Regions from separate parts of the Homo sapiens genome. Here regions 2 and 3 are each linked to region 1. The links are chromatin loops, found by intact Hi-C in ENCODE. Cell type or tissue: PC-3. All regions are shown on one strand. Region 1 has its middle 55 kb from the start of TWIST1. Region 2 overlaps HDAC9 (histone deacetylase 9). Region 3 overlaps LOC124901597 (a long non-coding RNA gene).

Region 1 (2,500 bases):
GAAAACTCTTGATTCTCCACATTAAAAAAAAGAAACAGGGCGTGGATAATACAAAATGGTGAGTAATCCAAAAGACATTTACATTTGTAATGTGCTTTGTGCTAACAATAAACATGGACAATTATGTTTTGAAAGTTTTCTTCAAACAAATGAAGTCACTTTCTAAACATCTGTGTTTTCTTGTTTTTGCTGTTTAATTATCCATACCCTATTGCACACCCTTCCTTTTGTATACTTTATGATAGTTATGTCTACAACTTCCAAAGGAACACTTATTTTAGAGACATAAAGAACCTGATAAATAAGAGAGTTGAAATATAGCAAATATTTACTTCTTATGTGGCTATTTTCTTATCTTTCACCCTTAGTAGAAATTTGTTATTGTTCATGGTATTCTTGACCAAAGGGCCTAAATTCTGCTTCAGAATCCTTCTCCCTGTAGTTGTGTTGCAATGATGCAAGAAGCAAGACTAATTTGACACCCCTAATCTAGTCAAACTTTCCTAACAATGCTCACTCCTTATCCAATGACACACAGATGGTTAGCTACACAGCTAAGTCTAGAATGCAAAACTCCTAATTTCAAGTCTGTTATGCTTTTGTAGCCCCTTTTACTATCAAAAATCTCATTTCTTTAGATATAATATGAGTTAACTGAGTAAACTCATTTGGGTTACATGAGTATATGCTATATAATTTTTACATCTTAAAATGACAGTACAATTTGATTCCCAAAACTTACCATGTAGATTACAGTTAACCTATATTATCATTTATTCATTCTCAATGTATTAATATATTCATACACGTATTTTAAAAGAACACTATAGAGACTCATTTCTTGCAATTTTTTTTAAGTAACTTACTTTTTTTGTTTCTTTTTTGTTTTTTTGAGATGGAGTCTTGCTCTGTTGCCCAGGCTGGAGTGCAGTGGCTTTATCTCACCTCACTGCAACTTCCGCCTCCCAGTCCAAGCAATTCTCATGTCTCAGTCTCCTGAGCATGGTATGGAGGAACATGCCTCCATGCCCAGCTAATTTTTGTATTTTTAGTAGAAACAGGGTTTCGTCATGTTGGCCAGGCTGGTCTCAAACTCCTTACTTCAAGTGATCTGCCCAGCTCGGCCTCCCAAAGTGCTGGGATTACAGGCATGAGCCACCACACCCGGCCTAAGTAACTCACATTTTAATATTGATAACTCCTTAAAGATATTTAAAATCCAAACAATCATCACTCACACACATATGCAGGACAGTTCTCTGGGTGGCGTTGGATTGATTCAATTCCCCATCCCCCACCCTTTTCTTTTAAAGTTCTGCAGAATGTGCTGGGAATGCAACACTCTGTGATAGGGAGGGACTGGCTAGAATAGCCCAAGCTCTGTTGCAGTCTCCCCTGCCCTGCCCAGCAGAAACTTGGCTTTCTACCAAGCACATGACTTCTACTGGTCCCTAATGTGACTGCCACATAAGTTATTTGTAACCATCCCACTTAATTCCACTATTAAATAGATAGAGAAACAGGCTACTTTCAAATGTCTTCTAAATGATGAATACTTGTCCCTCAAATGCTTTAGCCCAGGAAATCATGTGACCCCTTGAGATATAAAATTAAGGGCAGACTGCTTTTCGAGGTCCCTCAACTGTAGTGCAAGTGGGGCGTATGCAGTAGAGATTCCATGTATCCCAGGCAGCTTTCCTGAGCCTTGGGCAACTGCATCACAATGAATCCTGGGCATCTGTCATCCCTTGCTGCCTATCTATAAGTAATAAATCTGCTTCATGTAACTTGTGTATGAGGGTATTCTTTCTCACTGAACTGAGACAAGTTGGTAACCAGTGCACAATACACCTGCTTAACAATATAGGTCTATCTAAATTACACATTTGGTATAGTAGAAATTGGCTAATTGATATCCCAGTCTGTTTCTTTCCCTTGGACACACAGCTAATCTAATGTTACTCAAAGTGCTGATCCACTACTAGAAGCTTGCACCAGAGTGTAAATCAACAAATGGCTTCCTTCATCAAGAAAGTTGTTACTGAATTCATCTGTGTCCTTAGTAACATATTTGGTTTACATCTAGAGCAAGTTCCTTCTCATCAAAGATTAGTAATTTAGATGGGCAGTCCATTCATGGAACATACTTAATTTTTTTTATTTTTAATTTTTGTAGGTACACAATAGGTGTATATATTTACGGGGTACATGAGATATTTTGCTACAGGTATGCAATGCGTAATAATCACATCATGTATAATGGGGTATCCACCCCCTCGAACATTTATACTTTGTGTTACAAACAACCAAATTATACCCTTTTAGTTATTTTAAAATATACAAATAAATTATTATTGACTATAGTCCCCCTGTTATGCTATCAAATACCAGGTCTTATTCATTCTTTCTATTGTTTTGTGTGCTAACTAACCATCCCCACCTCCTTCCACCTCCTCAACTACCCTTCCCAACTGCTGGTAACCATCCTGCTATTCTCTAT
Region 2 (2,500 bases), 370 kb before region 1:
GATTTTGTGGGCCACGCAAACTAATGGAGATCTAGTTAGTATATAATACTTTCTCACATCATGTGGCTAAGTTTACTTGTTTGCTAGTCTTGTATATAAACAGGGCTCTGACAATCTAATGTCTTTCGCCAGCCATTTATAAAAGTGACCATGTATATTTTATGGTAAAAAGTAAGTGCATTTTTTGGGCACTGGTAAATAATGATTTGTTTTGTCCTGTTATTTTTTTGTGGAAAGAAAAATCTTACATTTCAGTCAGATGTTTGTAGTAAAAGAAAATTGTCATATTCAGTAGCCGATGATAAATACATTTTTTGTGTTGTTATGTATACTATACTGTTTTAAAGACTAAGCTATTTTTTGGCTTTTTAATTTTTTATTGTGATAAATTTAAATAACATAAAAACTAATTGTGCCCCATAAATATAGACAATTATTTTGTATTAATTAAAAATAAAATAAAACTTTAAAAAGAAAAAAATTTAAATAGTAGCTGAGAATAAAAACTAGATCAACTTAGATATTATTAAAGTCCTGGGACTCACAGAAAACAATACACTGAGATAAGGTTATATTTGACACCTAATTGTTAAAAGGAGAGATAACCAAACCAAACAAAAATAGCATTATTTCTATTTAGCCTATTGCAATGTTTTTGTAATAGTTATTGAAATTCAGAGTACATTTATAAAGCTAAAGGAATTCTTTAATTATTAGATACAGAAAATGTCCTTGAATGGGAGAATAGATTGAGAAAACACAGTACTCTTCCTATTTTAAGAAGGTCAAAATATTTTTAGAGGACATATTTGGTGTGTTTGTTTAACTAAATATTCAATATGAGCAAAGAAGTTACACAATTTACTTTTAACGAAAAAAATTTTCAAATAGGGAGGAGAGAGACGAGGAGAGAACAGATGCTTCTGGTGGTGCAGCAGCACAAATTGAGCAATTGTCCAGTAGGGGTTGCTCATAGAGCAGGAAGGCTGATTGTTCCAGCTACAAGTTTCACAACTTCAAGTAGACTGGGATTTCAAGGCCACTCAAGTGTCTTAGTCGAAATAACCTCTTTATGTACTCCGGAAGTGACCCAGCCTCTGATATCTATTAGGATAAAATAGTATGTGTGAAATTAAAGAATTGCTAAATAAATCATTTGAAGCTTGTCATCTGCCTTAAAATGACATTTTACAAACCACATTTAATATGTTGCTGTGCATTAGTGAGGGGAGCTCATAACTGCTTTTCCAAACAGAATCAAAGTGTAGTTAAATTGTTTTTAAACACAGATTTAGAGAATGAAATTGAGGGTAGTAAACTAGTAGCCAACTAAAGCAAAACAGGCTGGAATGTTGGTAACCGATTGTACACACAGGATCCAAGCAAAACATCTTGAATTGCTAGTACAGTAATAAATTATAGTTTTCACATTTGTATTTTGCAAGTGAAAACAGCACTAAGTCAAGCTTGTGAAATAAAGACCAAATGATGACGTTTTTAATTCACCCACACCTATGATGACCCAGTAGACCTGCCTCATCATGCAATAAATGGAATAACTGAGGCTGAAAAAAGAAAAGACCAGTAGACAGAAACTCCATAGTTTTTGTATGCAATTGTAGATGGGAAAAAATGGTTGAGAGAGGCAAAGGGTTAATTGTCACAAAGGATCTAATGAATGTGTTGATTTCTTCTCCTTCCTTTGTCCCTCTCTCCTCACAAGATGACCCATACCACATTCAGCCAACAGTCAAGGAGCTATCTCATTTTCTTTAGGGTTAATTTTCTCTTCTTAACGTAATGAGATAAATGGCTAAATGGGGTTGGTGTCTCGGGAGTGTTCAGAGGGCAAGAAATGGTCAAGAACTGGTTTATCTCCAAAGTTCATTAGCCTATTAGATAACTGACGCAGGGCACCCCAATTATCTCAAAGAATGAGAGACTTCTAAGAGATGGGAGTCAGTCCTTATAATAATGGAACTTGGCTGCCTGCTTCAGAAAAGAGACTCGCAAATCCCTTTCGTGGAGCAGGACTCTTCTGGGTGGAGAGGATGGGCTGATTTATTTCTCTGTGGTGTCCTGGAGTGTATCTGCCCTGATTGACTCCCTTGGTCTTGACATCAGTCACTTTGGAGTCAAGATAATGAAAACTACATTAAAGAGGCCCCTCCAGTTTATGCAAATGGAACTTTTTCTTCAAAGGGACAATATCCTTGGGAGAATTTCTGTACTATTGAAAAGTATTAATAAAAGAAAATGTGTTGGATATTTCCTCCCTCCTACTCCTCATTTTCTCTAATTTACATAGGAGTGGGAGTGACATTTTTTATTTTGTTTCATTAAAACCCTAAATTTTCCTCATGCTTTATCTAAGGAAGTCAAATTGTATTTAGTCTGAAGGTTGCTGCATGGAATTAGTAAGGACATAAGTGACACTTAACATTATTCTAAACAATTAAAGTTACACACTTTAGGACATCTTGGGACTGGATCAAGATGA
Region 3 (2,500 bases), 50 kb after region 1:
CATCCCTTTCTCTCTCCCGCCTGCCTCAGTGGTGGCCTCTGTGGGGGTGCACTTTGTTCCAGTCCTCCCACCTCCCACCCCCATGTCGCTGGCCCCAGTTCCAGCTTCCCACAATATCACCCCCTCCCAGTGCCAACCTTTGCCGTGGCCAGGTTCTTTGAGAGACTCCCGATCCTTAGTCTCCCACTTCAGGCCTGACTGTGCAGGTAAATGAGGGTAGCATTTTGAACCCCAGAAAAAAAGTCATATTTCGATTCTGTCTTCAGACCAAAACCAAACCAAAAGGAAAACTGCCGACTACTCCATACAAACTCACACTTAGGTTCGATAGTCCCTTATACATCTATATATTCCTCAATAAAGTGAAATAAAAGAGCAGCTGATTTTGGTGGTAGTCATTTCGTGAGATTTCCCTCTCTGGTAGATACGCAAACTTCATGTTTTACAGAAACTTAATTTCACTTGCTGGAAATCTCCCCTCCCCCAAGAAGGCTGCCTTCTGGAATGAATGCTTTTAGAGTTGTTTTTTCTTTTCCTAATCTAGAATTTTGTTCCTCTGACTTCAGCCTAAATCGCACGAAGGAGGAGGACACATCCACAAACTTGAGAGCGGGTGAGAGAAAAAAAAAATAGAAGGAAAAGAAAAGAGTCCACGTAAACAAGAAAGGAGGCTGTTGCAGGCTCTCCCTGCAGCAAACCCCAAACGATCTCGTTGCAGGGCGCCCACAAAATCCCGGCTATAATTGAGTGTTTTCTTTGAGGTTTTCTGACCATGTGCTTTTTACCATGGTTACTATGACTCTGATTCCAGAAGCTGAATATTCATCATGATCCCATCCCAACCTTTCAGAAGGCTTATCTCGTTGGTCCTTACAAAGAAGGAGAATCTAAAGGGGGCTCCTCTGTGCCAGTGATTTTAACCTGCTCCACCTTCCAGTGACCTGCCACATGCTCCTTCTTACTTTATAGACATCTGGGAATTCCATACATGCCTTAAACTCCAATTACACACCTTCTTCAAAGGACACGTGCTTTGATTTGCTAAGAACATTAAGTGGGCTCACGTCCTTAGGCCTTGAGACAAAAGCGAGGGGAAAATGGAAAATGTATCCCATGTCGTTTTTTTTTTTTTTTTAATTTAAACTGGGTCTATCCTTTGCTGTCCAGTAAATAAAGATAGTTAATAATCCTCCTATTTGCACATTCGTGGGCTCTCAAAGAGTTGGAAGGTTTCTGAGAAATAGTGGGATTGCCGGCTTTGAGAAAATATGAAGAAACCGATTTCTCCTTCCACTTTGCCAGTGCACTTTCCTTCCACTTTCACTGGTGCTGGGGGCGGCGCACTCTTTACGACATATAAGCGGAAAATTCTGCAAAAGTGGCCCCCGGGGATCCCCGCCCGACCCCTGTCTGTCGCTAATGTGGGCCTGTCTCCGGAAATTCGAGGTTGGGCCTTTGCCTGAATCTGTTGCTATTGCTCCCCTTGCTACCGCTGACACTTGGCACCGCCGCCTCCTAGCAGCGGCCAGACGCGGGGCTGGGGGCCTTCCACGCAAACCGAAGGAGATACGGACATCGTCATTCTCCCCACCGCGCGAGCCGGGCCCGCCACCCACGCAGGGGAGACCGTGCCCGTGCCCCTCTCCCGCGCCTGCCGCAGGTGAGACCCTCGCTCCCCACGGAGTTCTGTTTGGGTTTCCGTGGCGTTTGTTCCCCGCAGGTTTGTTTATTTTTCTTCAAATTACAGATGCAGGGAAAACCGCCTGACATCATGAGAGCGGGACAAACGCTCACTTTGAAGGATTCCTGGGCAGGACTTCAAGTGAAATCATATGCCTGAGAAGAACTTGATACCGGTCTAGAGAAAATAACCAGTTCTGACTTTGCCAAACCATGGAATGTGCAAAATGCTCTACTTTTTTGCAAGAGGCCAAATGTCCCTTAAAAAGCTCCATTATGAATATGAACCTTAAGACCGAAGGGTCAAGAAGCTTGTGCCGTTGTTGAGTGTGGGAAAAAATTTACACACATCGTGCAAGTTTCTGCTCCTTAACATTATTTTATTAATAATACGTTCCACTTTGGGGAGGGGAACCTGTAACTGTGCGTGAATTATCATCTGGACATGTGCTTCTGTGAACAAAAGGGGAAATGTGCATATGGGTAAAAAAATTACTGCTTTCTTATAACTAAAGGCTATCAATCTGACCAACTTATAAATAAAAGTAATCAATAGCACAGTAAAGGAAACATTAAATTTTCTACAATTTACCCAAGACAATTTAATACAATACTTTCCCCTAGCAAATGCATTCTGAAGGAAAAAGATCCCAAGTGAACCAACACATTAATTGGAAAGCCTTAGCTTCTTATTTCCGAAAACAAGAGGTAATTCATTCTATGTGTTCTTTAAATAAGGGTAGGTAGCAAAAATAAAATGAAATAACATAAAATCAAAAGAAGATATAATGGTGGAGGAAAAGAAACAGGTGGCTTCATT

Evidence for each region. A loop is a pair of places that touch in the nucleus more often than their neighbours do. Peaks named below come from ENCODE experiments on the same cell type or tissue, not always from the same donor. Only the 100,000 strongest peaks of a DNase experiment are listed, where the experiment ranks them.
Region 2: a loop joins it to region 1, with 3 times the contacts of the local background. A loop is called at or near these places in 11 of 110 quality-filtered maps.
Region 3: a loop joins it to region 1, with 3 times the contacts of the local background. A loop is called at or near these places in 4 of 110 quality-filtered maps.

Annotation. Positions count from the first base shown.
Region 1 is chr7:19,061,049-19,063,548 of GRCh38, forward strand. No RefSeq gene overlaps it. Among named protein-coding and RNA genes, the nearest start is that of TWIST1, 55 kb to the right of the region's middle. In PC-3, no CTCF peak of the experiment used is centred here; no DNase peak of the experiment used is centred here; H3K27ac peaks cover 396 bases.
Region 2 is chr7:18,692,632-18,695,131 of GRCh38, forward strand. All of the region lies in intron 12 of HDAC9 (histone deacetylase 9), which reads left to right. Among named protein-coding and RNA genes, the nearest start is that of HDAC9, 200 kb to the left of the region's middle. In PC-3, a CTCF peak has its summit at 944 (motif pointing right); a DNase peak (open chromatin) is centred at 990.
Region 3 is chr7:19,111,008-19,113,507 of GRCh38, forward strand. LOC124901597 (a long non-coding RNA gene) reads left to right here. Exons shown (of 3, transcript XR_007060241.1): 2 at 545-1,660; 3 at 1,748-2,238. It also overlaps a transcript of TWIST1 not described here. Among named protein-coding and RNA genes, the nearest start is that of TWIST1, 5.4 kb to the right of the region's middle. In PC-3, no CTCF peak of the experiment used is centred here; no DNase peak of the experiment used is centred here.